Regions from separate parts of the Homo sapiens genome. Here region 1 is linked to region 2. Evidence: chromatin loops called from intact Hi-C (ENCODE). Cell type or tissue: heart right ventricle. All regions are shown on one strand. Links, peaks and the distances in the headings refer to the core of each region. The heading gives the core; the rest is flanking DNA.

What was found. Peaks named below come from ENCODE experiments on the same cell type or tissue, not always from the same donor. Only the 100,000 strongest peaks of a DNase experiment are listed, where the experiment ranks them.
Region 1: a loop joins it to region 2, with 2.3 times the contacts of the local background. A loop is called at or near these places in 10 of 110 quality-filtered maps.

What each region holds. Positions count from the first base shown.
Region 1 is chr5:134,565,137-134,580,704 of GRCh38, reverse strand. JADE2 (jade family PHD finger 2) reads right to left here. Exons shown (of 12, transcript NM_001388185.1): 9 at 14,125-14,589; 10 at 6,943-7,060; 11 at 3,809-3,937; 12 at 1-2,211. The coding sequence ends at 1,388. LOC124901191 (U7 small nuclear RNA) reads left to right here and starts at 2,515; the gene lies at 2,515-2,574. In heart right ventricle, for the core only: no CTCF peak of the experiment used is centred there; a DNase peak (open chromatin) is centred at 5,998; H3K27ac peaks cover 1,699 bases.
Region 2 is chr5:134,459,042-134,474,609 of GRCh38, reverse strand. No RefSeq gene overlaps it. Among named protein-coding and RNA genes, the nearest start is that of LINC02999, 32 kb to the right of the region's middle. In heart right ventricle, for the core only: a CTCF peak has its summit at 7,824; DNase peaks (open chromatin) are centred at 8,059 and 8,619; H3K4me3 peaks cover 1,740 bases; H3K27ac peaks cover 2,500 bases.

The sequences.
Region 1 (15,568 bases), core at 4,851-7,350, 110 kb before region 2:
GTCAAAATATTCTTTGGCATCCACAGAATGATTCGACTGATTCACTGGACTTTTTGCAAGGTTCTTTTTGGAGAAGTTCTGGCTTTACCAGTGGTGGAAGTGACCCAGGAGTAATTCATCAAAGAAAAAAAAATGTTTTCACGGAATTCCTTTTTTGTTGTTCCCTGAGCTATCACCCTGGGGCCACTCTACTGAAACTCTTCAGAGCAACTACCTGGGACCTAAGGGTGGGGTGGGGAAGGCAGGACGGCGGGGGGGGATGGCAGGACGGGGGGGGGGATGGCTGTGCGAGGGGTTAAGGCTCAGGAACAGGGGAACATCCAGCAAGACTTACAACAGCCCCAGCGGCCAACACCGGCCCGCCCTGGGCCCCGGGATCCCACTGCTTGTTGGAAGGAGGAGTTTCCAAAAGGAAACCACGGAAGAAGCTCATCTTGTAGCAGGACTAGGAAACTTGAAAAGGCAAACGGTCTGGTCTGGTCAGCTCTGTCTGAGCGTGACCAGACTTCGGCCGAGACTGGCCCCGAAGGAAGGAAGGAAGTTGGAGCCTCAGAGTGATTCTCTACAGTGGGCTGGTCTGAGCCCCATGACCCTGTCTGGGCACTGGCCCTCCCCTACAGCCCTCCACCTGCACTGGCAGCTGGCTGTTTGGGAGTCCCCTGAGTAAATGGCACAGCTCAGGAGGGATTCTGGGAACCCCTTCCCAGAGCCGCTGGGCTGGGCACTGGCAGGGGCAGAGCAGCAAGGGAGGGGAGGGTGGCAGGGTGGGCAGGCAGGCCTCAGATGATACGGGCTGATCAGGAACAGCTTTCAGTTCCCCTGGAACTAGCGGGCCCTCTGCACCCCCTCAGTGCTTTCTCATATAAACTCGTTGTGCTTGTGACAGTGAGTAGACTCTGGCTGGGTATCGTTTATTATACTTCCTTGGGGATCGGTGGAGTGTAGCAGGACCCCCCAAATGGACCCCAGTGGGATCTGGGGGCAAGGCGGGGTAGGCCCTGGACTGGCCCATCTGCCATGAAATAATGCCCAAACGACAGTCTGTGTCACCCAGTGGCAGTGGGCTGGAGTCCTGAGCTCTTGTCCACCTTGCTTGCATCTAGCCAGGAGCCCAGCAATACCACGTGGGCAGGGCAGGGATGGTGCGCGGGACCTGGCAGGGTCCTAGCGGCCGGAGCCGTGGAAGGAATCCTAATGTCCTAGGCCAGCACAGAGGAAAGACAACAGTGTAGAATTCAAAACTCTCTCTATATTAAAAATAAAACCACGACGGAGTGGCAGCCTCGAGGGTCTGGGACACTCAGCAGAGACTGGAAATGGCAGTTGTGACTGGGCTGAGGCCTTGTGGGGGGACCAGGGCAGGGCCTGGGACAGGGAAGGGGGTGAGTTAGGAGGCCAGTACGCCCATGCGGACCACCTCCTCTGCCCCTGCCTCCCGGGGACCCCGCTGCACCCCACCGTCCTCGGCCTCTACATCTGAGTCGCTCATCTCCCCATCAGAGAAGTAGCCATCAGTCTCAGTGTCAAAATGCAGGCTGACCTTGGGCCTCTCAGCCACAGCTGAAGGTGGTCCCATCCCAGCATCAGGCCTGGCACCCGGCAATCTCCGGGTTACCTTGCTCTCGCGGGGTGGCCGGAGCCGGCCCAAAGGCTTAGGGCTTGCTGCAGGGCCAGGCACTTGGACATCTGAGTCAGCAGCTACTGAGGCTGCCTCGTCCGGGGTCTCAGGGGCCAGTGGCGGGGGGCTTTCAGGGGTGGCTAGGATGGGACAGTCCCCGGCTGCAGGGCTGGACGGCAAGTGAGAAGATGTCCGACGTGGTGGCTTCCTGGTAGGTGGCCCTTGACCCCCCTTGCCACTGCCTGCATCCTGGCCCCAGGTCTTCTTGGGGGCTTTGTCTGGAGTCGTCCGTGAACCAGGCCCGTCCTGCGGTGGTGGTGGTGGTGGTTTCTTCTTGGCAGGCAGGCGGGTGCGGCCTCGGGCCTTCCTAGCAGGGTCACCAGGTCGCAGCGAGGGGTCCCGCATGAAGCTGAGCAGTGTCTCCTCGTCCTGCAGCAGTTCCTCTGACAGCAGCCCTGGAGCAGGGTCCTCGCGGTGCCCATTGTTCAGTGGCCACTCGCTCATGGCCATGTTCTCTGCTGTGATCTGCACCGACTGTGCCAGCCAGCTGTTGAAGAAGGTGCCATCGATGGGGAATGAGGTGGACAGGCCTGCTGAGGGGAGAGAGGAGGCAAGTGAGACGCCAGCAGACGTGTGTCCCACCCTTTCAGGAAGCCCACTGACGCTCCCAGCACACCACCAGGCATCGTCTTCTCTCTGTCCCCCTGTGCCAGACCCAGGTGAGCTATCTTGTTTTGTCCATCCCTCCTGCCAACACCACCAAAGAGTAGGGACTACTTATACGCTTCTCTCCAGAAGGACGTGCTGCCCTCAAGATGGGCTTCATAATTTGTGGGCTAGAGTGTAAAATGAAAATATAGGCTCCTTGTTCAAATATTATTAAGAATTTCAAGGTGGAGTGTTATAGCTCTTTTAGTTTGTCTAGCAGGTTTTTTGGATTTTACCAGAAAGCCTGCCATGGGAAAGAAAATTCAAGGTGGCAGCAGCAGAGCATTAACCAAGAACAAGGACCCCGTGGCACTGCACAGGTTGCTACCCACGAAGTTGGACCTGCCCACTACCCCCATTCTGGTGGGGTTGGGGAAGGAGGAATCTGGAGGAAAATGCCCTCAGGCCGCCAGAGGGCGCTCAGTCTTTATAAGCGTTGCCTCCCAGCGCTTGCAGCAAAGAGCATGGATAAAGGGATCAGGTACGAATAGGGGTAGCAAGCAGTATCCAGTCCCTCCTGGATGTCAGGGAGAGGGGAGGCAAGTGAGACGCCAGCAGATGTGAGGGCGGCAGAGCCTTCCTTCCTTACCGAGGTCTTGGGAGGGGGCAGCTGGCGAGACGGGAGACTGGGTTTCCTGTTAGACACCCAAGTTATCCCCTTCTTTTTGCGGGAGGGGTGTGAAATGAAGGAACAGGGTCTTGCTCTGTCACCCAGGCTGGAGTGCAGTGGCATGATCATGGTGCACTGCAGCCTCAACCTCCTGGGCTCAAGCGATCCTCCCAACTCAGCCTCCTGAGCAGCTAGGAATACAGGCATGCACCACCACGCCTGGGTTGTCCCCTTCTTGAGACAGAGGGACAGAAAGGATGACCTGGGGCTTCCATCCCAGAGGCAAGGTCTGGAAGGGGACTCCATGATGCTCCCTGAGATCTCTGGAGGAAGCACGTGAGGTCCATGAGTCACACTGCTCCCATTAGGCTGCTCTGCCTAACAGGAGGCCTGGGACAGTGGAGGTGGTGGGCAGGGCCAGAGCCTGCAGCCACTCCTCTGGGCAGCTCCAGGAGAGTCTGCTGCTGTTGCAGGAAGGGCCCACTTAGAGGATTCTGGGAGAGTAGGACAAGGATGGGGCTTTCTGGCAGATCCTCCCCTCCCAGCATGGGGCTGTCCCAGGGGCCTCTGGGAAAATCCAGCACCCAGGACCCCCCAGCCAGGGGAATGACTGGACAGTTCCTGAGTGGGCGTGGCCCAGCCTCCATCCAGGTCTACAGACGGGGCATTTCCCAGGATGTCACACGGGGCTCTGAGATCTGTCTCCTTTGTGGGTGGAAGGTGTGTGCACCTGGGCAAGCAAGGGCCTGGTTACCGCTCTTGAGCCTCAGTCTCCTACTCTGTGCAGCTGGCCTTCCGCAGGGCAGACAGAGCTGCAAGCGTGGTGATGGTCAAGCCTGCCGTGTCTGCAGGCCAGCATGGCCCTCACTCACCCAGCTGCCCCAGGACTGAGTCAGGCCCCGCCTTCACTTTCTCTTTCTTCTCAGTGCTGCCCTTGGAGCCCTCGCAGCCCTTCCTCTTCGAGTCACTCTTCTTGCCCTTTGCTCTCCTCCCAGACCGCTCTGTGTCAGGGAAAGTGAGAGGAGGAGGGAGATGGTTACCCTGAGTGGCCTCGGTCAGCACCAAGATCCCTGCGTGGCAGCCCAGGAGTCCTCCATCAGCCAGTGCTCACCCTCCACAGCAAAAAGGTTGGAGTTAGGGGATGGCTGGCATGGTGGGGTGGACCAACTGTCCACTGTGGCCTGTGGGGGACTTGGGGTGGCCACAGGGCCACGAGGAGAGGCCCTCGCAGGACCTGGACTCCAGTCTGACCTGCACAACCTGTAGTCTTGGGAGAGAGTGTGGGTGGTGGGAAGAATGGCTGGAAGGGAGTCTGGACAGGGCAGGGCCTTGAATGCCAGGCTGAGGAGCTAGACATGTAGGTGGAAGGAACACTACCTGAGGGGTCAAGAGGCTTGGGTTCCATTCCTAACCCCAGGGTCAGCAACCCTGAACCAGTCTCCTGCCATGGTCTCTTGGTTGGCTTTCAAAGTCAGGCAGCAAACTAGATGGGAGATTCAGGGTGCACCCCTGGCCCTTGTATCCTTTCAGTTCAGGCCAGGCCTCAGTCTCATCTGTTTTGGTTTGTTTTGAGAGAGAGTCTTGCTCTGTTGCCCATGATGGAGCGCAGTAGTACAATCATAGTTTACTGCAGCCTTGACCTCCCAGGCTCAAGCGATCCTCCAGCCTCAGCCTCCTGAGTAGCTGGGACCACAGGTGCATGCCACCACACCCGGCTAATTTTCAAATTTTGTAGAGACAGGGTCTTGCTATTTTGCCCAGACTGGTCTTGAACTCTTGGGCTCCAGTAATCCTTCCACCTTGGCCTCCCAAAGTGCTGGGATTACAGGTGCGAGCCACTGTGCCTGGCCACATCTGTTTATTTATTTATTTTTTAGAGACAGAGCCTGGCTCTGTTACCCAGGCTGGAGTACAGTGGTGTAATCATAGCTCGCTTGCAGCCTCAAACTACTGGGCTCAAGCAATCCTACTTCTGCTCCCCAAGCAGCTAGGAATACAGGCATGTGTCACCATGCTCAGCTAATTTTTGTATTTTTTTTTTTTTGTAGAGACAGGCTGGTCTGGAACTCCTGGCTTCAAGTGATCTTCCCACTGTGGTCTCCCAAAGTGCTGGGATTTTAGGCATGAGCCACTGTGCCTGGGCAATCTCATCTGTAACATGGCATGTAACTAATGCCTAGATACTCTGGAGGCAGGCTCCTGAGGCTCCCCACTGCTCTCAGGACAGTGTAAGCTCCTCCCCCAGGCTACAAGAAGATCTCGCACATGTGACCCAGGTTACCCGTCATCCCCACTTTAGGAGTCTTCCTTCTGCCTGGTGCAGCCATTCCAGCCTCCTTCCAGTTTCTCTGCCAAGACATGCTCTGGCCACTAAGTCTCCAAATATGCTGTTTTCTTCTCCTATCCTTCACCTGATTCAGTTCACAGGCCAAATATCATCTCCACTAGGAGGCTTTGTCCAGCCGCCAGGCCAGACAGCCTCGCCGATATGCACACAGCCCATGTCCCACCCCAGGCGTCAAGCCTCTCAACAGTGTGAGCAGCAGCTTTGGACAGGGCAAACCAGTCATCTCCAAATACCCTGCCCTGCCCTGAACAAAGAGCTGCCTGTTGTTGACACTCAAGACAAGGAGTTGCAAATGTCCCCAGAACCAATGTGGGGATGTGGACCCTCCAGGCTCTTGCCCATGCTTCTGGAATCCTGTGCCTGAGGGCACTGCTCGTGGCTTGCCACCCTCTGCTTCCTCAACTGTGGGTGCCTTGCATGGGCTTCTCCTTCTGCAGCCGATATGTGGCCACAGCCAAGTGCCTGAGATGTTGTTGGAGCATCACTGCTTCTGGGAAGACATCCCTGATACTTCTATCCCTAAACTGGCAGCAACTGTAGCGTCTGCGATACCACATTCCTCTCTCTCTCCAGATGGTGCATTCCACAAGGGCAGCAACCCTATCCAGTCCATGCTCAGTTAATGCTGGCTGAGTGAATAAACAGAAGATAGGGGGCCTGGAAAGCTCCAGCAGCCAGGAAGCTGCCACAGTCTTTGGGTACACGGTGAGCTCTACATGGTCATGACTAGCACCTGAACTTGGCAAGGCTAGATGTTGGGGCCAGAGTGGGTGGTGATGCCAAAGCACAATCAGGTCAGCTCAGCTCTGGGGCAGAAGTAGGGGCAGCAGAGGTCCTCAGTCATTTGCTCCAACGGTGGCTCAGCAGCTTTCCTCTCCAGGCCCAGCTCAGCCCTGAGGCTGAAGTGGCATTGGCAGACCCTGGCTCAAAATCTCTCTCCATCCAGCTATTTCTGCTGCATGTAAACGCAACACTGGGGTACTGTTTTGGGGGCTAAGTGTTGCCCTTCTTAACATGTATACGCTCCAAGAAGGGCCCTGTGTCTGGCAATATCCACAATTAACAGATACGATCAATGTCAGCGCTTCCTTCAGCCTTTGATTTCCAGATCCACTAAACGCATGTGACGCCAAGAGAATAAGAATAATAAGAATGAAACAGTGAAAAACACCGCGGATGCAGGGCATAAATCCTGTTAGGGTCAGAGAGAAACAACAGCCAGGTCCTGTCACATCTCTGGGACAGCTGCCTTCTTCGGAACTGACTCCCAGGCACACCAGGGTTCAGGGAAGCTCACCAGCTTCTGGCCCTTCCTGCCTCAGCACCAGCAGAGAGCCACTAGGACTTCTTCTCTGTACCTGTTCACATGCAATCAGCTCCTGAACTGCTGTGGCCTAGTCAACCAGAAAGCTCCCTGAGGGCAGGCCTGATGCCCACATTCCAACCTCTGGCTCTCTGCCTAGTGACGCACAACTCAGGACCCTTGCAGGCCCCCGTCTGGGCCTACTAATTGGATGGTGAAGGGTAGGAGTGGGGGCCAGTGGCCCTTGGCTCCACGCACATACCCCCACCAGGATCCAAAGACACACCCTCCTTGGGACCCAGCCCCGCAAGAGAGGGCACAGGGAGGTGGCGGCGGCAGGTGGGGAAGGCGCCTACCTCGACACAGATCCTGTTCAATAAGTTTCATCTGCAGGTGGAATATCTGCTCCTGGAGTTTGCAGATGGCGTGTTTCGTTCTCTCGCGCCTTGTCACCATGTAGCACAGATTTCTAACCTGAGAAAACAAGAGAGATTTTCCACCTTACTCACAGGCAACCACCCCAGACCTCCCAGCTCTGGGGACCTTGCTATGGGTGGAGGCAGTGCCAGGGGCACAGGCTACCGCCACAGCCTATCCTGCCCAGAACATCTGCAAAACAATTCCCAGACCCTGAGCGCATCCTCAGCCCTGTGCTGCATGTCTCGGATCCAAAACCTAAGGCCAAACACAGCCTCAGCCCTGTGGTCCCCGGCTGAGCCAGAGCAGCCAGGGAAAAGCATCTGGTTAGGTCAACCCGGCATGCCCACCTTCCTCCTCTGAGTCTTACCTTCCTGGTAAGGTCAGCCAGGCTGCCTCCCAAGGCCCTGCCAACATGGTTGCTGTCCTTTATAACCACAGTGCCCGCAGACTCATCAGGGTCTCACCAGGTCACCAACCTCATCCCTCTGCCTCCTGTCCAAGGCCTTTCTTTCCCAGCAAAGAAATTCTTCAGACATAAATGGCATGGCAAAAACTAACACTTGTCCTGAGCCACAAATGGCCCCGGTACTTGCAGCCAGAGAGAACGCCATTGGAAGAGCTTTGAGCAGAAAGTCCTAACCCACCTGTGCCCAGCCTGCAGCCAACCCATGTCTATCCGCTGCACTGGGACCTGAGCCAGGCTCACGCCATGCTGGCCAAGGCTTCCACATCTACACAGCCACCTTCACTCTGCCACAGTGACAGAACTCCTCAGCAGAGAGGGTAGAGGCCTCTCTGACTGCCTCAAGGCCAGCTGGGAAGAGCCCCTTGGGGCCTTAGACACCAGCTTGCTAAGCTCATGGGACATGGACCCTTCTTATAGGTGGTCCCACAGGAAGCACCTGCAGGATGGACCATGCTACTGCCTGCCCACCTGGCACCTTACCCCAGTGGGCCATCCCTCCCTGGCTGCTCTCAGGGCAGGCCACACTTCTGAAGCCAAGACCAAGCCCCCTCCCTTGAGACACTTCCTTGGTCTTCAGCACAGGATGGAGACTCCATTATCAGGGACAGTTGGCCAAAGCTGCTCAGCTTGAATCCTGGGTCCCACCAGGGTCTTTCCAGCTGGGACCAGGCTGTTTCCCGTTGGGTTCCATCTTCAAGGCTGAGTTCAGCCTTCATGTCCTTAAGCTGGGGTGACCTCTGGTTCCAGACCCCCTGCCTGTTGGCATAACCATTTCTCCCAGTCCGAGGGCAGCCAAGATCAGACCTCTCTTCTGCGTACGGGTATCCTCCGTTCTTTCCTGAGCCCAGCCGTGAAGGATGTACCACAAAGGTGGCTCCAGCCTCAGGCCTCCACACGATGTGCTCTGCATGGACTCTCCGTGGCCTTCCACGCTGGTGTGTGCGCCCTCAGCTCGAAGACCGTGAGCACCAGGCCACCCACCTCTGAGCCTCAGCTCCGCCTATCCCTATGGCCAGTACCACTCCGGGGGGCCACCCTGGGCTGCAACCACCGGTCCCACCCTACTGGGATGAACCACCTTCCTGTCAAAACTTGGACCTCCTGAAAACCACCTTCCAACCAGCCTCCTTCCCCCACACCCTTAAGCACTGGCTACAGCTCTGTGGACTTGCACTGTGTGGGGCCCTGGACTCAAGTGAGCAACGCCGCTGGGGCCCCTTTCTTCTCAGGGGAGGTAGGTGCTGACCAACTACTGACAGGACCAGGTGGCTCCGACCCACACTTGGGGGTGCTGAGCAAGGCGTCTTGGACACACAAGCAGCCAGTGGGAGTGGGAGTTGATCACACGGCAGGGCAGAGCCTGGGAACGAGGAATCCAAGCCAGGCCAGGCTGGGGGAGGCAGAGCAGAGCCTCGTGGCAGGAATCTGAAGGGAGCAGTGAGGAGTGTCGGGGCTGGCAAGGGAGGAGGCCAGGTGCTGAAGCTTGACTGAGCCAGGCCAAGGGAAGCCAGGATTGGATTTTCTTTTTTTTCTTTCGAGACGGGGTCTCGGTCTGTCGCCTAGGCTGGAGCGCAGTGGCACAGTCTTGGCTCACTGCAACCTCGGCCTCCCGGGTTGAAGCCATTCTCCTGCCTCAGCCTCCCACGTAGCTGGGATTACAGGTGCCTGCCACCACACCTGGCTAATTTTTGTATTTTTAGTAGAGATGGGGTTTCACCATGTTGGCCAGGCTAGTCTTGAACTCCTGACCTCCTGATCCGCCCACCTTGGCCTCCCAAAGTTCTGGGATTACAGGCGTGAGCCACCGCGCCCGGCCCAGGGCTGGATTTTCACAGAGTAGTGAGACACTTCCCTTCTCCCCTTAAAACCTCCAGTGGCTTCTGTACGGGATTGAATAGTGTTCCCCCAAATTCATTTTTACTGGGACCCTTGCAATGTGACCTTATTTGGAAATAGAGTCTCTGTAGATATAAATAGTTAAGATGAGGTCATACTACATTAGGGTGGGCCCTTGATCTACTATGAGTGGAGTCCTGACACAGGTGCCTACAGGGAGAAGGCCATGTGACCTGGCAGAGGCAGAGGCCAGACAGATGTCCGCAGGCCAAGGAACAGCAAAGATTCCTGGCAACCACCAGAAGCTGGGAGGCACGGAGAGACTCCCCCGCAGAGCCTCCGGCAGGAACTAATCCTGCTGACACCTCAACCTTGGGCTTCCAGCCTCCAAAACCATGAGGATAAATCTCACCATCCAGCTGGTGGCACACGGGCAGGCCTAGGAAACTAACAGGGATGCTGGGCATGAGATGCCGGTGGCCTTTAAAAGGGACTTGGTGTGGAGCTCAAAAGGGAGGGGCAGCCAGCACCCCCACGTGGGGCAAAACTGTGGGCAGCCGTGAAAGACAGTGGAGCCTGAGGTCTCCAGCCCTGGGAGTGAGCAGTCAGGGGAGAGCAATGGATGACCATTGAGGCCAAGGAGCAGCCAGAGAGGGAGGGGGGTAAACCAGGACCTCAGGGGGGACCTGGTCAGAGCATCACAGAAAAAGGACTCCAAGACTAAGGGCAGGTCTGATTGTGGCAGCCGCTGCTGAGAGGATCGGGGGATGGAGAGGTGGGCAGGGAGGCTGCAGGCAGCCCAGGTGGCAGGCTCTGGGATGTGGCGGAAACCCGGCCAGAGTGGGCAGCAAGGATGCAAATACCATGAGGGATGACAGGAAAGGAGAGATGGGGGTGGGAGCGGAGGAACCCACGACTAGAGGGAAATAGGGAGGGAGGATTCGCTTTTGAAGATGAGAGAGGGTTGAACAGATTCAAATATTGGTGGAAAAGGACCCGCAGAGGGGATGAAGAAAAGACAGACTCGTCAGCTGCAGGTGTGGGCTGGAAAAGAGCCCCTGTGGGGGAAGGAAGACAGGAGGGAAGGGAAGAGAATGGACCGAGAGGCTCGGCTGGCAGAAGTTAGAGGCCCTGGTATGAGGACAGAGGGGACGCTGTCCTGAGGGAGGCAGGGCTCAGCATGTGGGCAGCAGGTATGAGGTGGGGTGTGCGGCAGGGACTGCCCTGCTCAGCGCTATGGGATTTCTCCTGGTGGAGGGAGTGGCTCTTACTGGGTGAGGCTCTGCCAGGGTTCTGGCCTCAGTGAGGGACAAGGGCTGGGGCATAGCAGGCCAGTGCCATACAGGGAGTGAGTGAAGAAAGCAGGACAAAGAAGGGTGGAGGGCCTGGGAGACAAGTGAGCAGGGAGAGCAGTAGACTGCAGGCACGGAGCAGGATGTGGCAATTTCTGGGCTACTGACCTGGGAGCAGCTGGAGGTGGTGACTGGGCTTGGGTGAGGCAAGGGCACTAATGGGTTGGGGGAGCCCTAGAGATGGAAGGCACAGGGGCAGAAGAGCCAGAGGTCTGCAGGCTGGAGCTGCCCAGGACAAGGTTGGCTTTGGTGGGAGGCCAAAGGGACCACCATCCAGGCACTGAGGCCAGGACCCACTTCCTTCTGAGCCTTTCCCTCCTTGGGAAGTTGTCCCATATCATCCTCTGGGCAGGTGTGTGTCTCAGAGCCGCCTCCACCCTCTTGGCCTCCTCCTCAGGCCAGGTCAGGCTCCCAAATAAACTCCTGGTGACCAGAGCCAGAGCCACAAGCAGCAAGTCCCTGCACAGCCTGCTTGTCAGCACGGTTGCTAGGGGACACCAGCCGGCACTTGTCGGGCTGATCAACAGTGCTGCGATTTTTGTCAGCCGTAAATAACTCTGGGAGGCTGCAGTGGCCATGCCTTCCGAGCGTCCGCTGGGGCCGAGGCCCAAGGCTGAAATTTTAGGAAAGCACATCTGGTTGACCATAAAATGGGATTTCATGCCGGCAGCAGCCCCGGCTCCTGTTTCTCTCAGCAAAACCCCTGCCTGGCTGAGGAGGAACGAATCAATCTGGGAGGATGCTGGGTTCCCAGGCCCTAGCACTGGGCCTGCCCTTTTGGTCCTCTGTGGAGCCCACCCTCAGAGCGCACGGGCTGGCCTCCCTTCTTCTAAGAGCCAAATGCTGAGGGGCCAGGACAGTAACAACAATCACGGCCAACAATGGAGGGCACTGTGCTAAGCTTTGTCCCCCACATGCACTGTGACCCCAAGGTCAGTCTGATCCTTATTCCCATTTTACAGACAAAGAAACTGAAACTCAGAGAAGTAGAAACTGAAACAAAGAAGGTATAGAGCTGGGAGTGCAGGAACTGGATGCAAAGTCAGGCTACCAAGGCCTCGACCTCAAGCCCTGCCCCATCTTCCGATGATTCCTGCCCAGGCTGGCTTAGTGCCCAGTTACAGGCTGGATACTCCCGGCTGCTGGCACTGGGCCACGGTCCGAGACTGGGCCCGCTGGCCAGGCCACCAACCACCATGGGCCTTTGCAGAAAGCCTGCCCCGTGGCAGGGTTCTTGTCGCTGTTCATTCACCCAAGTTGCAAATGTGTGACCTGGAAAGGCCTTGAGGCTGGGCCGCTGATGGGGGTCAGCTTGGCTCATGGTTGTCCCTCCTCGGCCCTGCCAGGGCTGTGCATGCCCCTGCCCTCATTGAAGCTGGTGCCCGCCAGCCCAGCTTGGTGGCTGCTCAGAAAGCAGCATTTGACAGGGCCCCCTGAGCCGTAAGAGGCTGCACATACTTCAAAATTGGCCCTGCTTCCTCTTCCCAGAGGAGGAGTGGGACGGTTCACACCTGACTCTGGAGTGTTCTGGCTCCCACTGCAGGAGTCTCTGCAGCAGCTCTCATTCCCCGGAACCCCAGAGCCCGCCAACCTCAGCCCCAGGCTCCACCTGAACCAGCCAACACTGGGGTGGGAAGATTAGGGGACTGAAAAAGGGATGCTTTTGCCCAGGAAATTTACAGAATAGAGAATAAGCCAACAACTCCTTTTCTGCCCCCGACTGAGGTCCAAATTCAAGCTCAAAACCCTTGGAATGGAGTTCCTCTAAGACTTCCTGTTATTCGTCTCTCCGAGCCCCAGTTTCCTCATCTGCTCAGCAGGGCTGGGAGGATCTTCCTCAAGTCTCTTTTTCCAGGATGATGACTACATAAGTGAGTCAAGCCCTTGACCTCCCTGGACAACCCAGCCAGGGACAGACACATGGGCTGACCAGCACAGAACAGAGAGGTCAGTTCTGAGGGGTTGTTTGGGAAACAGTAGGAGTAAAAGCAGGTGTTTCCACTGGAGATCCAGCGGGTGGAGACATGGTGGCCTAAAGAAGACTCTGGAAGCAGCTTCGGTCCCAGAAGGTCTTACACCTGATGCCCCTGCCACATGTGACAGGAGGCTGGGCTGGCCAGGAGGTGGTGGCTGCAATGTAGGTAGCCTTGCCCTCTGTCCTGGCTGGAGCCAGGGACATCTGGTTCCTCCCACCTCCACCTCTTCCTTCTGGCCTGGTGGCAAGCTGGCTGCCAGGCAGTGAGGGCTCTCTGGGGGCAATAGGTCATTTCCCTCTTGAGCAGGCAGCGCAGATGAGTGGGAAGGAGGGGATTGGGGAAGCTGGGTCCAGTGCCCCTTCCCTGACAGTACAACACCCCTGGAGATGTTCTACCCATTTTACAGCCTTGCCCACTGCGATGCAGATAAGAAAAGCAGGCGCCTTGGGTCACACAACGTTCCCTGCATGCTCCTGCCCAGGGCTATTTCCTGACAGGACCCAGGGAGAGGGTGAGCATGTATGTCTGAACCCAGGGGAGACACTGTGACACGGTCCCATATGCTCTGGAACCCTAGAAATGTCCCAGAGAGGAGAGACCAGAACAGCCTGTGGGGTTCAGAGGACTGGAAAAGGATCCAGAAATCCTGCTTCATTTCACTCAGCCCCCTGGACCAAGCCACCGTCACCTGTTTCCCAGCACACAGCTGGGGGTGGTTTTCAGCCAGCCCACCCATTCCAGACTCTGGGACTTCTCCTCCAGGGAGTGTTGGGTGCAAGTCCCAGCCACAGTATGTCAGTCCCTCCTTAGCACTTCTGCAGCTTCCAGACACACTGTGATCCACCAGCCCAGTCTCGTGCGATCCACCAGCCCCTTTCACCTCTTCCTTCCACTCCACCGTTCCTTGAGTCCACCCTGTCTCCTTCGTGCCTCTGTTCTGTTTGCCCAGCACCCCACGGAGCCGCGTTTACCCATCTACCCTGCCCTGGCCCGGCACGTGCCTGTTTGGCTGCTCCTGGCTCTTGATGCCCCTGGCTTTCAGCATGGGTTACGGGGACAGCTTGGGAAGCTCCAGTTCCTCCTCTGCCTCAGATTCTCAATGCAAGCTCATGTGTTAGGACCAGGCGGGGCCCACAGAGGCAAGCAAGTGCCAGAAGCCTAGGTCCTCGCCCTAGCTCTGGTGCTCTCAGCCTCATGACCTTGGCAGGGCCCCCACCATTCACCAGGCCTGTGACAGGGCTAGGACAAGAGGGACTCGGAGACTCAAGAACTGGACTCTTCTCTGTTCTGTAAAGTGTCAGTCACCCCCATACTCTTTGGGACCTGAAAGCCCTCAGCCCCTTGGCAGGCTCCTGCAGCAGGGCCGGTCCACCAGAGCTCACAGTTTGAGTCCTGGTGAGTCCTAGCTGCTCCAGGGCAGTGAGTGTGGCATGGAAAGGACTCCTGGACCCACCAGGCAGGGGGTGGGCAGGCGGCATGGGGACTCACCCTCTCTAGGTCCTGCCGCAGATGGGTGAAGAGCTTCAGGCGGCGGTAGAGGACGTCCTGCTCCTGCTGGGCCAGGTTGTCCACCTCGTCGGTCTTGGGGGTCAGCAGCGGCTGGTTGGCATTGGCTTTCCTCTTCAGCTTCCAGTACTGGTAGATGAAGTCGACCAGTGCCTCAGCCAGGTCCAGCCGCTCAGCCACCTCAGCCGGCTCCACCAGCTCGTAGAAGTCCTCCTCTAGCTGCTGCAGCCGCTGCTTGCGCAGGGTCACCTTTTCCAGGTCCTCGCCAGCCTGGCTGGGTTCCGTGGGCTCAGATGTGGGCTCATTACGTGGGCCCCCGTCACTGTGCTCCTGGCAGAATGACTTGAACTTGACCTCATCGTTGTCTGCTAATATAGTCCGCATTTCCAGGCCGTGGTCAAAGGCGCATGTGACATGGAACGCTGTGACGCAGGAAGGCATGGAACACTGAGGGGAAAGGAGGGGCAGGATCAGACATGGAGGGAGCCTGGTGGGAGGGGAGAAGACAGAGGGGCTTCCCCCAGGGCTCTACTGAGAATGCGCAATGCTGGAGAGAACCTAAACAGAATGGCATGGGCTCCCAACCTCCTGTGCAGGATGGGAGTTACGGCAGGGGAGGAGGAGGAGCTCTGGGGTGCCTGGAAAGGTAACCCATTCAACACCACATGCTTTGGGGAAGTCAATCAGAAGACGGTTGAGAAACACCTCTGGGGACAAGCTGCATTTTTTTTTTTTTGAGACAGAGTCTCACTCTGTTGCTAGGCTGGAGTGCAGTGGTTCCATCTCACCGCAACCTCCGCTTCCCAGGTTCAAGCGATTCTCCTGCCTCAGCCTCCCAAGTAGCTAGGGCTACAGGCATGCACCACCTAGTTTTTGTATTTTTAGAGATGAGGTTTCGCCATGTTGGCCAGGCTGGTCTCGAACTCCTGACCTCAGGTGATCCACCTGCCTCGGCCTCCCAAAGTGCTGGGATTACAGGCGTGAGCCACCGTGCCTGGCCTCAAGCTGCATTTTTGTGTGGGCAAAATGACTTTGGCATCACAGAGCATCAAGAGAAAGGCTGATGATGGGTCACTGGCTCATCTAAGATGGGGACTGTGGTCCCCTTTTTGTCCTCTGGGAAGAGGGGCTGGACTTAGTCCCCTTCCCTCTCCTTTCATCCAGACAGCTTGAGGCCTGACCCTCTCTCTTAGCCTTGGATGATGATAACTGTGTCAGCAATCACGCACCCAACTATTATGACTGCTGATGCTGCACTCACAAATCCTTTTGAAGGTCCGTGGATGGGTGAAGGCACAACTAACGTTTACAATGACAACTCTGTTCCTAAAAGATGAGGGGGACAAAGGATGACTCCCCCCTGCACTCCCAAACTATAGACCTGAGGCATCAACATCCCTTGGGAGCTTGTTAGAAATGCAAGTTC
Region 2 (15,568 bases), core at 6,833-9,332:
TTGTTTTTATGATATGGAAAAATAAGTCATTTAAAAAGATAAACTGGGGAGCTGGGTGTGGTGGCTCATGCCTGTAATCCCAGCACTTTGGGAGGCTGAGGCAGGCGGATCACCTGAGGTCAGGAGTTCAAGAGCAGCCTGGTCAATGTGGTGAAACCCCATCTCTACTAAAAAAAAAAAAATACAAAAATTAGCTGGGGCGTAGTGGTGTGTGCCTATAATCCAAGCTACTAGGGAGGCTGAGGCAGGAGAATTGCTTGAACCCGGGAGGTGGAGGTTGCAGTGAGCCAAGATCGTGCCATTGCACTCCAGCCTGGGTGACAAGAGCAAAAGTCTGTCTCAAAAACAAACAAAAAAACAACAGCAGGCAACAATTCTCAACTTATTGTATAAGGTCAAGTATTAACCTGGTATCAAAAGTAGATAAAGATATTACAAGAGAATAAAACTGTAGACCAGGATCTCTTACAAATGCGGACATTAAAATCCTCAACAAAACGCTAGCTAATCAAATCTAGCCATCTCTGAAAAGCTTCATACACTATAACCAAGTGGATTTGTTCCAGGAATACAAGGTTGGTTTAACATCAAAAAATCAATTAATGTGATACACCATATCAGTAGAAATAAGGACAAAACCCACATGACAATTTCAATAGCATTTGGCAAAATTCAACAGTCCTTCATGATAAAAACACTCAACAAACTAAGACTAGAAAGAAACTTCCTCAGCCTGATAAAAGGCATCTAAAAAACTCTAACATCCTATTTAATGATGAGAGATTAAATGCTTTCCTTCTAAGATCAGGAACAAGACAAGAATATCTGCTCTTACCACAAATACTCAACATTGTAGTGGAAATTCTAATCAGGGCAATTAGGCAAGAAAAAGAAATAAAGGTCATCCAGACCACAAAGGAAGAAATAAAACGATCTCTTTTCACAGACGGCATAATCTCGTATATAGAAAATCCTATAGAATCCACCAACTATTAGAATTAATAAACAAGTTTAGCAAGGTTGTAGGATGAAAGATCAATATACAAAAATCAATTGTATTTCTATATACTAGCAATATAATCCAATAACAAATTAAGAGAACAATTCAAAAAACCAAAATATTTAGGAATAAATTTAACCAAGAAAGTACAAGACTTATATATCAAAAACTACAAAACATTTCTGAAATAAAGAAGATCTAAATAAATGGAAAGAAATGTTCATGGATCAGAGGACTTAATGTTGCTGAAATGGCAATATTCACTAAATTGATCTACAGACACAATGTAATACCCATGGAATTCCAACTGGTTTCTTTGCAGAAATTGACAAGTTAATCCTAAAGGTCATGTGGAAATGCAAGGGAACCAGAATTGGCAAAATAATCTGAAAAAACAGTTGGAGGACTGCCACTTCTCACTTCCAAAACTTACAGCAAAGCTACAGTAATTACAACTTTGTGGTACTGGTGAAGGATTAGACACATAGATCAATAGAATAGAACCAAGAATCCAGAAATTGGCCCTTATATTTAAGGTCGACTGATTTTTTTTTTTTTTTTTTTTTTTTGAGATGGAGTTTCACTCTTGTTGCCCAGGCTGGAGTGCAGTGGCGCGATAGCGGCTTACCGCAACCTCCGCCTCCTGGGTTTAATAGATTCTCCTGCCTCAGCCTCCTGAGGAGCTGAGATTACAGGCATGCACCACCATGCCTGGTTAATTTTTGTATTTTTAGTAGAGACTGGGTTTCACCATGTTGGCCAGGCTGGTCTCAAATGCCTGACCTCAGGTGATCTGTCACCTTGGCCTCCCAAAGTGCTGGGATTACAGGCATGAACCACTGTGCCCAGCCAGGTTAACTGATTTTTGACAAAGATGTCAAAACAGTTCAATGGGGGAAATAATAATCTTTTCAATGAATAGTGCAGAGGCAACTAGATATTCACATGCAAAAGAATAAAACTGGGGCCAGGTGCGGTGGCTCATGCCTGTAATCCCAGCACTTTGGGAGGCCGAGGTGGGCAGATCACCTGAGGTCAGGAGTTTGAGACCAGCCTGGCCAATGTGGTGAAACCCTGTCTCTACTACAAATACAAAAATTAGCCTGGCATGATGGTGCATGCCTATAGTCCCAGCTACTTGGGAGGCAGAGGCAGGAGAATTGCTTGAACCAGGGAGGCAGAGGTTGTGGTGAGCCGAGATTGCACCACTGCACTACAGCCTGAGCGACGCAGTGAGATCCTGTCTCAAAAAAAAAAAAATGAAAGTGGACCGCTGTCTCATACCATATGCAAAAAATTACTCAAAATGGATCAAAGACTTAAGTGTGAGAGCTAAAACTCTATAACTCTGACATTGTTTGTCTGTGTCCCCATCAAAATCTCATCTTGATTTCCCACATGTGTGGGAGGGACCTGGTGGTAGGTAATGAATCATGGGGGCAGGTCTTTCCCATGCTGTTCTCATGATAGTGAATAAGTCTCATGAGATTTGATGGCTTTATAAGGCAGAGTTTCCCTGCACAAGCTCTCTCTTTGCCTGCTGCCATCCACGTAAGATGTGACTTGCTCCTCCTTCCTTTGACCATGATTGTGAGGCCTCCCCAGCCACGTTGGACTGTAAGTCCAATAAACCTCTTTCTTTTGTAAATTGCCCAGTCCTGGGTATGTCTTTATCAGCAGCGTGAAAATGGACTAATACAAATTCTTAGAAGAAAACATAGATGTAAATCTTTATCTGGATTCATCAATGGTTTCTAAGCTATGAAACCAAAGTCACAAGCAAACAAAGGAAAAATAGATTGGTTGGGTACGGTGGCTCATGCCTGTAACCCTAGCACTTTGGGAGACTGAGGTGGGGATCACTTGAGCTCAGGAGTTCAAGACCAGCCTGGGCAACATGGTGAAGCCCTGTCCCTACAAAAAATACAAAAAAATTAGCTGGCTGTGGTGGCCCATGCCTGTAGTCCCAGCTACTTGGAGGGCTGAGGTGGGAGGATTGCTTGATCCCAGGAGGCTGAGGCTGCAGTGAGCTGAGGTTGCGCCACTGTGCTCCAGCCCATGTGACAAAGTGAGCCCCTGTCTCAAAAAAAAAAAAGGAAAAATAGTTAAATTGGACTTCATCAACATTAAAAATTTGCTGCAGCAGATGACATCACTAAGAACGTGTAAGACAATCCAGAAAAGTCTTACAAATCATGTATCTGACAAGAGACTTGTATCTAAAATATGTAAAAAACCCTTATAACTCAATAATGAAAAGACAACCCAGTTTTTAAAAATGGGCAAATGATCTGAATAGACATTTCTCCAAAGAAGATATACAAATGGCCAATGAAAATATACTCAGGGCCTGGGTGCGGCGGCTTATGCCTGTAATCCCAACCCTTTGGGAAGCCAAGGTCGCAGGATCGCTTGAACCCAGGAGTTGGAGACCAGCCTGGGCAACATAGTGAGACTCCATCTCTACAAAAACTTACAAATAAATAAAAGAAAATATATTCAATATCATTAGCCATCAGGCAAATGCAAATCAAACCATATTTAGATACTAATCATACCACTATGATGGCTACATTCAAAAGGATAGAAAATAACAAGTGTTGGCAATGATGTATACAAATTAGAAACCTCACACACTGCTGGTAGGAATGTAAAATGGTGCAGGTGCTTTGGAAAACAATCTAAACTGTTCTCCCACAGCTTAAACATGGAGTTACCATATGACCCAGCAATTCTACTCCTGGGTGTATACCCAAGAGAAATGAAACCATATGTTCACACAAAAACTTATACATTAATGTTCATAGTAGTGTTATTCGTAATATCCAAAAAGTAGAAATAATCCAAATTTTTGTGAACTGATAGATAAAATGAGGTATATCCATACAATAGAATATTACTCATCTATAAAAAGGAATACAATTCTAATATATGCTACATCATGGATGAATCTTCAAAACATATAAGTGAAAGTCACAAAAGACCACATATTGTAAGATTCCATTTAAAGAAAATGTCCAGGCCAGGTGCGGTGGCTCATGCCTGTAATCCCAGCACTTTGGGAGGCTGAGGCAGGCGATCACCTGAGGTCGGGAGTTCGAGACCAGCCCTGACCAACATGGAGAAACCCCGTCTCTACTAAAAATACAAAATTAGCCGGGTGTGATGATGCATGCCTGTAATCCCAGCTACTCAGGAGGCTGAGGCAGAATTGCTTGAACCTGGGAGGAGGAGGTTGCAGTCAGCTGAGATCGTGCCATTGTACTCCAGCCTGGGCAAGAAGAGCAAAACTGTCTCAAAAAAAAAAGTCCAGCATAGGGAAATCCATAAGGACAGAAAGTAGATTAGTGGTTACTTAGGGCTGCAGGTGGGGCGTGAGGGGGAAAGTGGAGTACCTGCTAATGGGTATATACATATACATATCTATATCTATATCTATATCTATCTATATATATGTATGTATTTTTTTTTTTTTGAGATGGAGTCTCACTCTGTCACCCAGGCTGGAATGTAATGGTGCAATCTTGGCTCACTGCAGCCTCTGCCTCCTGGGTTCAAGCAATTCTTGTGCCTCAGTCTCCAGAGTAGGTGAGATTACAGGCACCCGAAATCATGCCCAGCTAATTTTTGTATTTTAGTAGAGGCAGGGTTTCACCATGTTGGCCAGGCTGGTCTCGAACTTCTGACCTCAAGTGATCTGCCCACCTTGGCCTCCCAAAGTGCTGGGATTATAGGCGTGAGCCACCACACTTGGCCTGGGTATAGTTTTTTGAGGAGGGGGTGTGATGAAATGTTCTAACATTGATTGTGGTAATGGTTGCACACTCTGAATATTTGAAAAACCATTCAATTGTACACTTTGGATGAATAATATGTGAATTATATCTCAATCAAGCTGTTATTTAAAAAAAAATCTAAAAATGATGAGTTCATGTCCTTTGTAGGGACATGGATGAAATTGGAAATCATCATTCTCAGTAAACTATCGCAAGAACAAAAAACCAAACACCGCATATTCTCACTCATAGGTGGGAATTGAACAATGAGAACACATGGACACAGGAAGGGGAACATCACCCTCTGGGGACTGTTGTGGGGTGGGGAGACAGGGGAGGGATAGCATTGAGAGATATACCTAATGCTAGATGACGAGTTAGTGGGTGCAGTGCACCAGCATGGCACATGTGTACATATGTAACTAACCTGCACATTGTGCACATGTACCCTAAAACTTAAAGTATAATAAAAAAAAAATCTATGGATCTGAAAGCCAGGAGGTTTCTGGTGATGCCAGCCACAGCCATTTCAGCATGATGTAGGGGAACCGGAGAGTAGCAGGCTGAGGAGTACACTGGAGTAAGGAGAAAAGGAAGATACAAGAAGACTCAGGAGGCTCAGCTGGCCACGGAGGCAGAAGTGAGACTTGATGGAAGGGAGGTCCTTATCCTGCAAGCCCCCATAAGACACCATTGCATTCCTTAGCCTGAGATTCAGTGCCTCAAAGAAGCTGGTAAAGCTAACCCCATGGGCCTCTCCAGGCTTCTCTCTGGATGCTGTCCAGACTGGCCAGGTCAATCTTCTTGTCTATACCACTAAAACTTAGTCACTTGCAAGGGCTTACCACATCCCACCTCGTCTTGGAGCTCTTCCCTGGAGATGCCAGCTCCCACTGACCTCTCCCATCTCAGCCTGCTTTTACACTGCATACGAGAGGGCATCACCTTGCCATATTTTACAGCTTCTATATGTAACTCGCAAGCATGCAGAGGATGCAGGCATGTACACACTGCTTTCCCAGACTGTGAGGACAAGGGGACCCAGGCATGGTTCCGGCCTATGCCTATAAAGTCCCTGACTCTTATTCCCACTTGCTCAAGCAGGGACCCTGCAGCCCCGTACATGATATCCCAAGAATTTCTGGGAGCCCCAGGGGATGCTGCAGGTGACTGTTTTTTGTTTGTTTGTTTTTGTTTTTTGAGATGGAGTCTCACTCTGCAGATTGGACTGCAACAGTGCAATCTTGGCTCATTGAAACCTCCACCTCCCAGGTTCAAGTGATTCTCCTGCCTCAGCCTCCCGAGTAGCTGGGATTATAGGCATGAGGCACCGTGCCCGGCCACAATTTTTGGAACAAGTCCAAGAAGGTACCATGTCTACAGTCTTTCCTCTGCTGCTCTTCTGGTCATCCTCTGCCTCCCAGCTGAGGTGCAGGACTTGCTGGCGCTGGAGGCATTTTGTCAGAAGGGTCGCTGAGCAGCTCAGCTTGGGTGCTACTGCCTTGCCAAGTTGGTAATGAGAAAGCCCATGTTTGGGGGCCAGCTTTGTTCTTATGCTTTTTGTAGTCAGATATGAGGCCATATAAGGCTCAGCCGAGGATTTGGCCTAGTGTAGGAACTACACTGAATTCAGCCTCAAGCTGCAGCCCCTGCCACAACCTCTGATCAGTATGTTCTCTGCAGAGACCATGGGATTCCCCAACCATGGCCAGGAATCCCGGACTCACTGAGGCTGAGTTGAGGATCTGATTTAGGGAGCCTGAGATTGCCTGGGGTCTGGGACCCAGAACCTTGAGAAGTCTGCCAGACTTGATTCATTTAACATTTTCTTATACCACTGCCCTTGATCCAGGTGTGTCCAGGCTGGCCTCCTTTTGAGGAAATGATGATTGAACCTGGGTTTCTGGGAAGAGCCATGTTTTCTTTGGTGTCTACATGTATCCACTCATTCCACCTGAGCTAGAGCCAGCAAGTAAGAAGTACTTATCAATCCTTGGGTTCCAATGTTTTCAGAAGAGCACAAGTCCCATGAGGCTAGGGTTAAGGTGTGAGGAAGCCTTCTGAATACCCTATTCCCTCTTTTAAGATGCTCATTAATTAGCATATGAAATAAAAGTTTTGATAAAGCCTGGAGTATATGGTGTTTAGCTTTTTCTTTTTTTTCCTTTTTTTTTTTTTGAGACATGGTTTCACTCTGTGAGCTGAAGTGCAGTAGCACAATCATAGCTCACTGCAGCCTCAACCTGGGCCCAGGCTTAAGTGAGCCTCCCACCCCAGGCTCCTGAGTAACTGGGACCACAGATGTGCGCGGCCACACCCAGCTAATTTTTAAAATTTTTGTAGAGATTGGGTTTCACCATGTTGCCCAGGCTGGTCTCAAACTCTTGGGCTCAAGTAATCCTCCCGCCTCGGCCTCCCAAAATGCTGGGATTGCAGGCTTTCTTGAAGAGTGTTTGCCAAATACATTTGCCCCCAGGACCCTTTTTTGTTCACCCCACCCACGATCACTCAGGAGCACATTTTGGGAAATGCTCACCCCTACAATAAAGTCCAGAATCTGTAGCTGGCACTCTGGCCCCAGCCTACGAGTCTCAGCCAACCCATCTCCTCTCCTCCCAAAGGAACTCCTCTCCATATCTTAAAAGGCATAGCCCACAGCTGCCTCCACCTGCTGGGGTGCCAGTGTCCCGGGGCCACCCGTGTCCTCTCCCCACCTCCTAACCACAGCTCCTGCTTCTAACAGTGTCCTTGAGTATCCCTGGATGCCTGTCCTCCCTCATCCCCTTTTTGAGGGCATTCCTGCATCTCTGAATTGCCATCGTGAGGCCATGGAACACCACATTTGGCAACAAGCCAAGGGGACAGGCCTGGCCAATGAAGAGCTCTCGGAACCTGAGGCCCCACTCTCAGCTTCCCTACCCCGCGGGGACTCTGCCTCAGGCAGCAGAAGAGCAAGAGACAGGATTGGAGATGGAGACGGGGGTGGGGCGACAATCCAGCACCGGCACCTCCCACAGGCGGGGACCAGAGGCTGCCCTCTTCGCTGAGCCGGGCACTGGGTGAATGAATGATCAATGACAGTTCTTAGAAGCTCCCTCCTTTGCTACCCCCACCCCTCGCCCCAATCCCAGGCACATTCCCCACTAGGGAATTGGCCACATCCCAAGTCAGACACATCCTGGCTACAGCTGGCTCTGGGCCGGGCACCCCCGGGGCAGCCGGGCAGGGCGGGGTGTCCTGGAGAGCCGCGGATGGGCCTCACACCCAGGCTGGGCCAGGACACCCCGTCCTTGGCCGAGGCCCAAACCGGCTCTGTTTACAGAATCTGTCAGCTCTGTTTCCCCCTCCCCCACCCACCACTTCCCCTAGAGTCCTGGGGGCTGGGAAAGGTGCAGGCGGGGCCTGAGGGAGCTTAGGCGGCTGCCAAATCCCTGCGGCCCCATCAGCCCCTCTCCCCATCTTGGCTCCTAAGATCTATCCGCCCCAGTTCTCCAGTCTTCTGGTTTCCTCTTCAAAGCGTCGGGTGGCACTCCACCCCTGGGGAATGTGCATTTTGAGACAGATCTGGAGAAACAATCCTTACCCCCAAGGAAAATTTAGCTAACGGTGGAAAGATAGGCACCGTGCCGCCAGGGGCCCACAAGCTCGGGCTTTCTGGAACTGCTCCAGCCAGCCAGGAAGGAGACCTCCCTCCTTCCCTGGGACCCCAAGCCGATGGGCCCCTGGGAGTATTTCCAGAACTGCTGGAGGAACTTGGCGCAAGTTAGGTGTAGCCTGGCAGGCGGGCTGAGGGCTTTCGGGAGCAGCGAAGTCCGGAGATAAGGCCAACCGCTTGCAGGGCCGCCGTGACTCAGCTCCCGCCGGCCGCAAGGAAGCTCCGCGGCCCCCTCGGAGCAGGACGAGGAGGAGGGGCGATGGGCAGAGGCGGAGCCTGGGACGCCCCGCCCCCCGCTCCGGGAAGGACGACCCACCACACCCAGCTTCCCAGAGGCGCCCGGATTTCCCACGGGTTTCCCCGCTTGCTGTATATAATAACAAAGGCTGGCACTTTCTGAGCGCTCGCTCTGTGCTAGGCACTTCACAGGTCACTTGTTTGTTATCCCCAACAAGCCTCAGAAGCAGGTGCCATATGACCTCCACTTACAGACAAGGAAACAGGCTCTGAGAGGCCAAGTGACTTGCACAAGGTCACACGGCTACTGAGTGGTGGGGGCTGCAGCTTCCAAGCGCCCAGACCCCTCCTGCCCCTTCCCAGCCCCTATGTCCCGCTTTGAGAGGGGCCAGTGGGTCTCCTGGTGGTACCTTACTGGGCAAAACCAAGAACCTGGACATCTCCTGGCCTGGGAGCTAACTCAATGCAAGTATGTCATTTGGAGGCAAGTCCAGTCTGGTTTTAGGTGATGGCAAAGTTCCCAGCTCTAAGCTCCCCTTGACCTCCACTCTGAGGGAAACTCTTGGGCACAAGGATGGCCCCCTGACCCTCCTCCAGAATACTGCCCACACCAACACCCAGCCCTGCCCTCTGGAGGGATGAGTCTCCATCCAGAAAGCCCCTGGCTTGCTCACAAGTTAGCCCCTGAAACCTGCGGACTTGACAAGTGAGCAACAGCAGGCCCTCGTCGCTGCCACTGCCACTGGCTGGCCCCTGCCCATAGGTCAGTGCCAGGACAATGCTACAGAAAGCCAGTCTGAGCCCCAGGAGGGGTCAAGGAGCAAAGGGCAACCTGCACCCTAGGGCTGCTCTGCAAGGTAGTGAGCTGTCTGTCGTTTGGGGTGGGGGAGCACCTATGAAAGAAACAATTCAAAAAGAGGGGAGGATGAGATAACCTTTCAAACGCCAAACTCCTCTCTTCTATGAGGCAGGCAGTATACAAGTGAGTGGCTTATCTGACAACTGCTTAGATGGAAACTTTCCACTTTGGGAGGCCAAGGTGAGAGCGTTGCTGGAAGCCAGGAGTTTGAAACCATCCTGGGCAACAAAGCAAGACCCTGTCTCTGCAAAAAATTTAAAAATTAGCCAAGGCTGGACATGGTGGCTCACTCCTGTAATCCCAGCACTTTGGGAGGCCAAGGCAGGCAGATAACTTGAGGTCAGGAGTTTGAAACCAGCTTGGCCAACATGGTGAAACCCCATCTCTACTAAAAATACAATTAGCAGGGTGTGGTGATGCACACCTGTAATCCCAGCTGCTCCGGAGGCTGAGGCAGGAGAATTGCTTGAACCCAGGAGGCGGAGATTGCAGTGAGCCGAGATTGTGCCATGCCAGCCCGGGCAACAGAGCGAGACTCCTTCTCAAAAAAAAAAAAAAAAAAAAAAGGTAGTCGAGCATAGTGGCATGCACCAGTACTCCCAGCTACTCAGGATGCTGAGGCAGGAGGGTTGCTTGAGACCAAGAGTTTGAAGCTGCAGTGAGCTGAGAGTGCACCACTGCACTCCAGCCTGGGCGACAGAGTGAGACCCTGTCTCTAAAAATAAAATAAATAAATGAAGGAGACTCTCCCACTTCCTTCCCTTTTGACCTCTTTCTGCTGGGCCCTGTGGACTTCCTCCTGGAGACTCAGAAAACATTGGAAATAAGGGTACTCCCATGTGCCCCTGCCTCTGTTTGCCACTGTCTCAGTAACCAGTGCGTGGGCTCTGGGAGGCTCTGATTCATGGGAAGAAAGGAAGGGAGGGATGGAGGGAGGGAGGAGGAAGTCTTGAGATGAGACGCTGCTCTGTGGTTGAGTTGGTCTGACCTGGGCCCCAGTCCTAGCTCCAACCTCTTTTCCCAAATATGTGACTTTGAAAAATACCGCTTCACTCCCAGAGCTTCCATAAAATGAGAGAAATGCTTTGCTATAAATTAGATTTTTCTGCCAACCAGGATAATTCAAGAATTTCCCCTTGACATTCTCGAGATCAACCACCCTTCTGGTGAGAGTTGTTGATAGCAACCAGTGACCATGGTGGGCAAATGGTCAAATAAGTGACAGTGCCCAGTGGGCAGCCCAGCTCTACGTAGACATCATACTTGGCAGCTCTGTGTGGAGGAGGTAAGTCCCCAAGGACAGGCAAGTTTGGGTGCGAGAGGAGGGAGAGAGAAAGGGAACTGAGTAGGGGCTACAGAAGATGGGTTTCTTGCAATGGGAGGGGCTGTGGTCTGGGAATAGGGGACCTGTGTCCTGAAGATACTACTGGCCACCGCTTCTGTGTACACGGCATAGCATGAAGTGCTTCACACGCATTGTCACATTTAGCTCTGTCTGTAAGGCAGGTACTGTTATTACCCCCACTTTACAGATGCAAAAATCAAGGCTTGGAGAGGTTAAGAGATTTGCCAGTGGACGAGCCAGGCAGGCTGACTCTGGAGCCCTGTCCTGCCAGGTTCTGGTTCTGGTGCCTCGCCCTTGCCCTATCTCCTTCCCCCACGGTTGTCTTGGAGGCTGATACCCAATGGCCAGACCAATTGTGCCCAGTCCTCCAAGATCCCCACCTTTGCCTGACATGCTCTGTCTCCCCCTTCTAGCTGCCCTGTCCGGCCAGGGTAGCTTTGGTTGTGTTGGGTCTTGTGCAGAGAGAGCAGGGTTGACAGGGACTAGGATCAAGGCCCCAACTTACTGGAGACAGGATGTAGGAAAGGCCCTGTGGCTGGTGCTGTATCTTGCACAGCAAAGGAAGACCGGGAGGGTCTGTTACCCTGTTACCTGAACCCAGATCTGGTTTCAGAAGGATTGAGGAAGGTTTTAGACAGTTTTTCAGGGAAGCTGTAAGGCTGAGGCTGCCCCAGCTACAAGATGATACTGGAGGATGCCAAGGCCTTCTCAGGACCCCCACATTCTCATGTCGGAGTCGTGGTCTGGCCTGAGCCATCTCCTGGAGGATGGACTGCATTGCAGTCCTCCCAGCCTCCATGCAGTGGTACTGAGACCCCAAAGAGGGGCCCCATCCCCTTTGGTTTGAAGAGCTCCATCCCTGCCCTCTCACCTCCACTCTCAGTCGACTCTTCATCTTTCCTTGGAAACAAATCACTCCCAACTTCAAAGCATCGTAATTCCGCTCAAAGAGCAATCTCGAGAATGTCAAGGGGAAATTATTGAATTATCCTGCTTGGCAGAAAAATCTAATTTATAGCAAAGAATTTCTCCTGAAGTTTTAATAGTTTTTTTTTTCCTCCGATGGATTTTAATGCACAATTGTTTCCCAAGCTTGGAAATCTAGTTTGAAGCACTGACATCACTTTCCAGTTCTTGATTTATTGCTAGCTCTCTGCTTTTGAGCCTGGTAGGAAACCCAACATCCTATTTTCCCTTGAACTTGAGAGTACTGCACTCTCTGGTCAGCCTGTCTGACCAGGCATCAGATGGCACTGCCATCTTGTTAAGGTTGTAAAGGGAGTGCTGGAGGCCTGGCTGAACCTCCCACCATCTGCCCTCCTTGCCTGGCTCCCCAGGGCAAGCCCCCTCCTTGAGGATTTTGCTGGCGAGGAACCCCAAGGCCATGTCTATAAGGATGCTGCTGGCCTGTGGGGACCCTATGGAGCAATAACATGGCTAACCCTCCTTTGCCCACTCCCTGCCTCCCAGCCTATCAAAGTTCCTGCTACATAGTTAAGGGTTTAGCAAACAGGTGTCAGATAAAATAGGGGACGGCATAGCTGAGTGTCAGTGTCCCTGCTTGGGCCAATGACAGCTCAGGCTCCTATTAGCAATGGGATGTGTCTGTTGATGTCTTTGTCTGGGCTTTAGTCCAACAGGTTGGAATCATCTGGGCACAGCACTGGGGGCAGCAGGCAAGGGTGCTGCCAGGGGGTCTCAATTTATGGGGCAGGGTCAGCTCTGGGGAAAGGGTCTTCAGGGACTGTGGCATCAGAGAAATGCATCCCTCCATGAAAGATGAGAAACTCATTGTTTTCCTAGCTACTTTTCAAGTGTATCCGACTAGGACAATGCTTAACCAAAGCTCGCAAAGGAGACGGTGGGTTTTTGGAATGAATAACAGACAGAGAAGGGAGATATTTGGGAATAAAATAATCTTCTTTTTAGCCCTTAAAATGATGACACCCATTTTATAGATGAAGAAACTAAGGCTCAGAGAGGGGCAGAGACTCACGGAGATTTAGCAAGTGGACAAAGTGACGCTGAGACCCAGGTATTCAACTCCCTGGGGGAATCTTCTAAAAGTAGCTTGGGAGGCGATACCCAAGGCAGGGCCCAGCAAAAATCAGTCTCCTTTGGGAGAATGAGGGTCCCTCAGGCCCCAGAGGAGGCTGCCCCATCATCCAATTTTAGAACAGGCTGACAGGCCTTTGGGAGCTACTTCCTGAAGGTCACAGCTGTTCTCTGGGGGTTTCTTTTTTCCTTTTTTCTTTTCTTTTCTTTCTTTCTTTTTTTTTTTTCAGGGTCTTGCTCTGTTGCCCAGGTTAGAGTGCAGTGGCATGATCATAGCTTACTGCAGCCTCGACCTCCTGGACTCAAGTGATCCTCCTGCCTCAGCCTCCCAAGTAGCGGGGACTACAGGTGCATGCCACCACACCTGGCAAACTTTTTGATTTTTTGTAGAGATGGGGTTTTGCCATGTTGCCCAGGCTGATCTTGAACTCCTGAGCTCAAGCAATCAGCCCACCTCAGCCTCCCAAAGTGCTGGGATTACAGGCATGAGGCACTGTGCCCCCTCTGGGGGTTTCTTCTAGCAGTTCTCCCATCCCTGAACCCATCTGCCCTGGACGTTTCAGGCTCTTTCTTCCCAGAAATCCCTGCTATGGTGCCAGGTGGGAGACCTGCCTGGCCAGAGAGGGTGGTGAGTACTGGCAAGGGGGAAAGGGGCTGCACCCTTCCACTCACTGTCTCCCTCTATAACCTGTCCTTCCCCATCCCTCCCTGACCCCTCAGTGTTCAGGGAACTCGGGTTTCCTGTCACAGCATAGTACCAGGAAGAAAGAGGCAAATGGTTGGATCCCTGGGCAGCCCTAAGTGGCTCCCTGGGAGCAAAGGGCTCACCCTGGCCAGAGTCCCTATCTTGATACGGAAGTTGCGGGGAGCGGTACACCCCCAGGAGAGCCATGGCAATGGCACTCTGGGCAGAAGGGGCCTGGCAAGTGGCTTGCTCTGTTTTCCCCGGAGTGGAATGGCCAGTGGGGATGGGCCAGGACATGGGGTGGAAGGATGGCGTAAGGGAGGGACAGTGCTGGCTCAGCTGGCTTGCCCGTTGACTCACCCTCAGGAGTCTGCTGCTCTTGGCAATGGCTGAAAATGGAGATGAAGGTAACTGTGATTACGGGGAGCCCCTTGGATCCATCTTGGAGAACTCCCTATGTCTGCGACAGAGGTGATGGCTCAGGGAGGGCACTGTGCTGAATCTCACCCAGGTAGCCTGCCTAACTGGTTGCCCTCAGCCTCTCTCTCAGCACCAGGCCTTGCCCTACAACCTGCCTCAGCAGCTCCCCCCTTCTTTTCTTTCCTTTCCTTTCCTTTTCTTTTCTTTTCTCTTTTCTCTTCTCTTCTTCTCTTCTTTTCTTTCCTTCCCTCCCTCCCTCCCTCCCTCCCTCCCTCCTTCCTTCCTTCCTTCTTTCCTTTTTTTTTGAGTCGCTCTGTTGCCCAGGCTGGAGTGCAGTGGCATGATCTCAGCTCGCTGCAACCTCTGCCTCCCAGGTACAAGCGATCCTCCTGCCTCAGCCCCACTAGTAGCTGGGATTACAGGCACATGCCAACATGCCCGGCTAATTTTTGTATTTTTAGTAGAGACGGGGTTTTGCCATGTTGACCAGGCTGGTCTCGAACTCCTGACCTCAGGTGATCCACCTGCCTTGGCCTCCCAAAGTGCTGGGATTACTGGCATGAGCCACCGCGCCCAGCCCCCTTCCCGTTTTTTTTTTTTTTTTTTTTGAGACAGGGTCTCACTCTGTTGACCAGGCTGGAGTGAAGTGGTACAATCTCAGCTCACTGCAGCCTCGACCTTTCTGAGCTTAGGTGGTCCTCTCACCTGTCTCCTAAGCAGCCCCCATTTCTGCATTTGGCCATGCCTAGCCCCTGCCTGAAGTGGACACTGGACACTTTATGAGACCCCTCTCACCCCATCCAGTCCTCTGGTACAAATCTGTGACTCAGCCAGGAGGGAGTGGTTTGAGGGGAGCTCAGGGACTGTTGGGTGGGGATCAGGGACAGGAGTTTCTGTGTGACTGCAGGGGCAGAACCAGGCCTGGGGTTGAGGATACTGGAGATCTTAGTCTTATAAGGAAGGGGTCCTCACCGCTCAAGGGGCAGAAGCACAGGATGGGAGGTGTCATGGGGAGAGAGCTCCCTGCCACAGTGCTGTTCCTCTAGAGGCCTACCTGTCAAGGCTACACACACTCCTGTGTGGGAGTGAGGAAGAGCAACCAGCCATGTGAATCCACCCTGCTCCTCCAGGTTTCACGATCCCCCAAAATGCCACTGCATGGGACAACTGCCCTGCCTCCCTCTCCCGCGGAGGCTCTGTCCTAGCCAGCTGGAACCCATGTCACCTGATGCCCTTTCTAGTGCTCTTCCCATCACCCTCTGGCTAACATGTGACTGTGCCACACCTGGCTGTGAGCCAGGCCCAGGAAAGCTGAGCAGCGGGTTGGGGCACAGGAGCTTTTGTCTTTTTGGGGTAAATGGAGATGGAAACCTGAGCATGGTGGTCATCAGATCCCAGCTCCTGGCGATGGGGAGCTCAGGAGCAGCCAGGGATGAGACACTCCCCTTTGTGGTGAGGGAGGAGGCTCCAGGATGGGGCCAGTACAGCCCAACCTGACCCTCTCCAGAAAGGCAAGACGGGATCGCGATCAGGAAG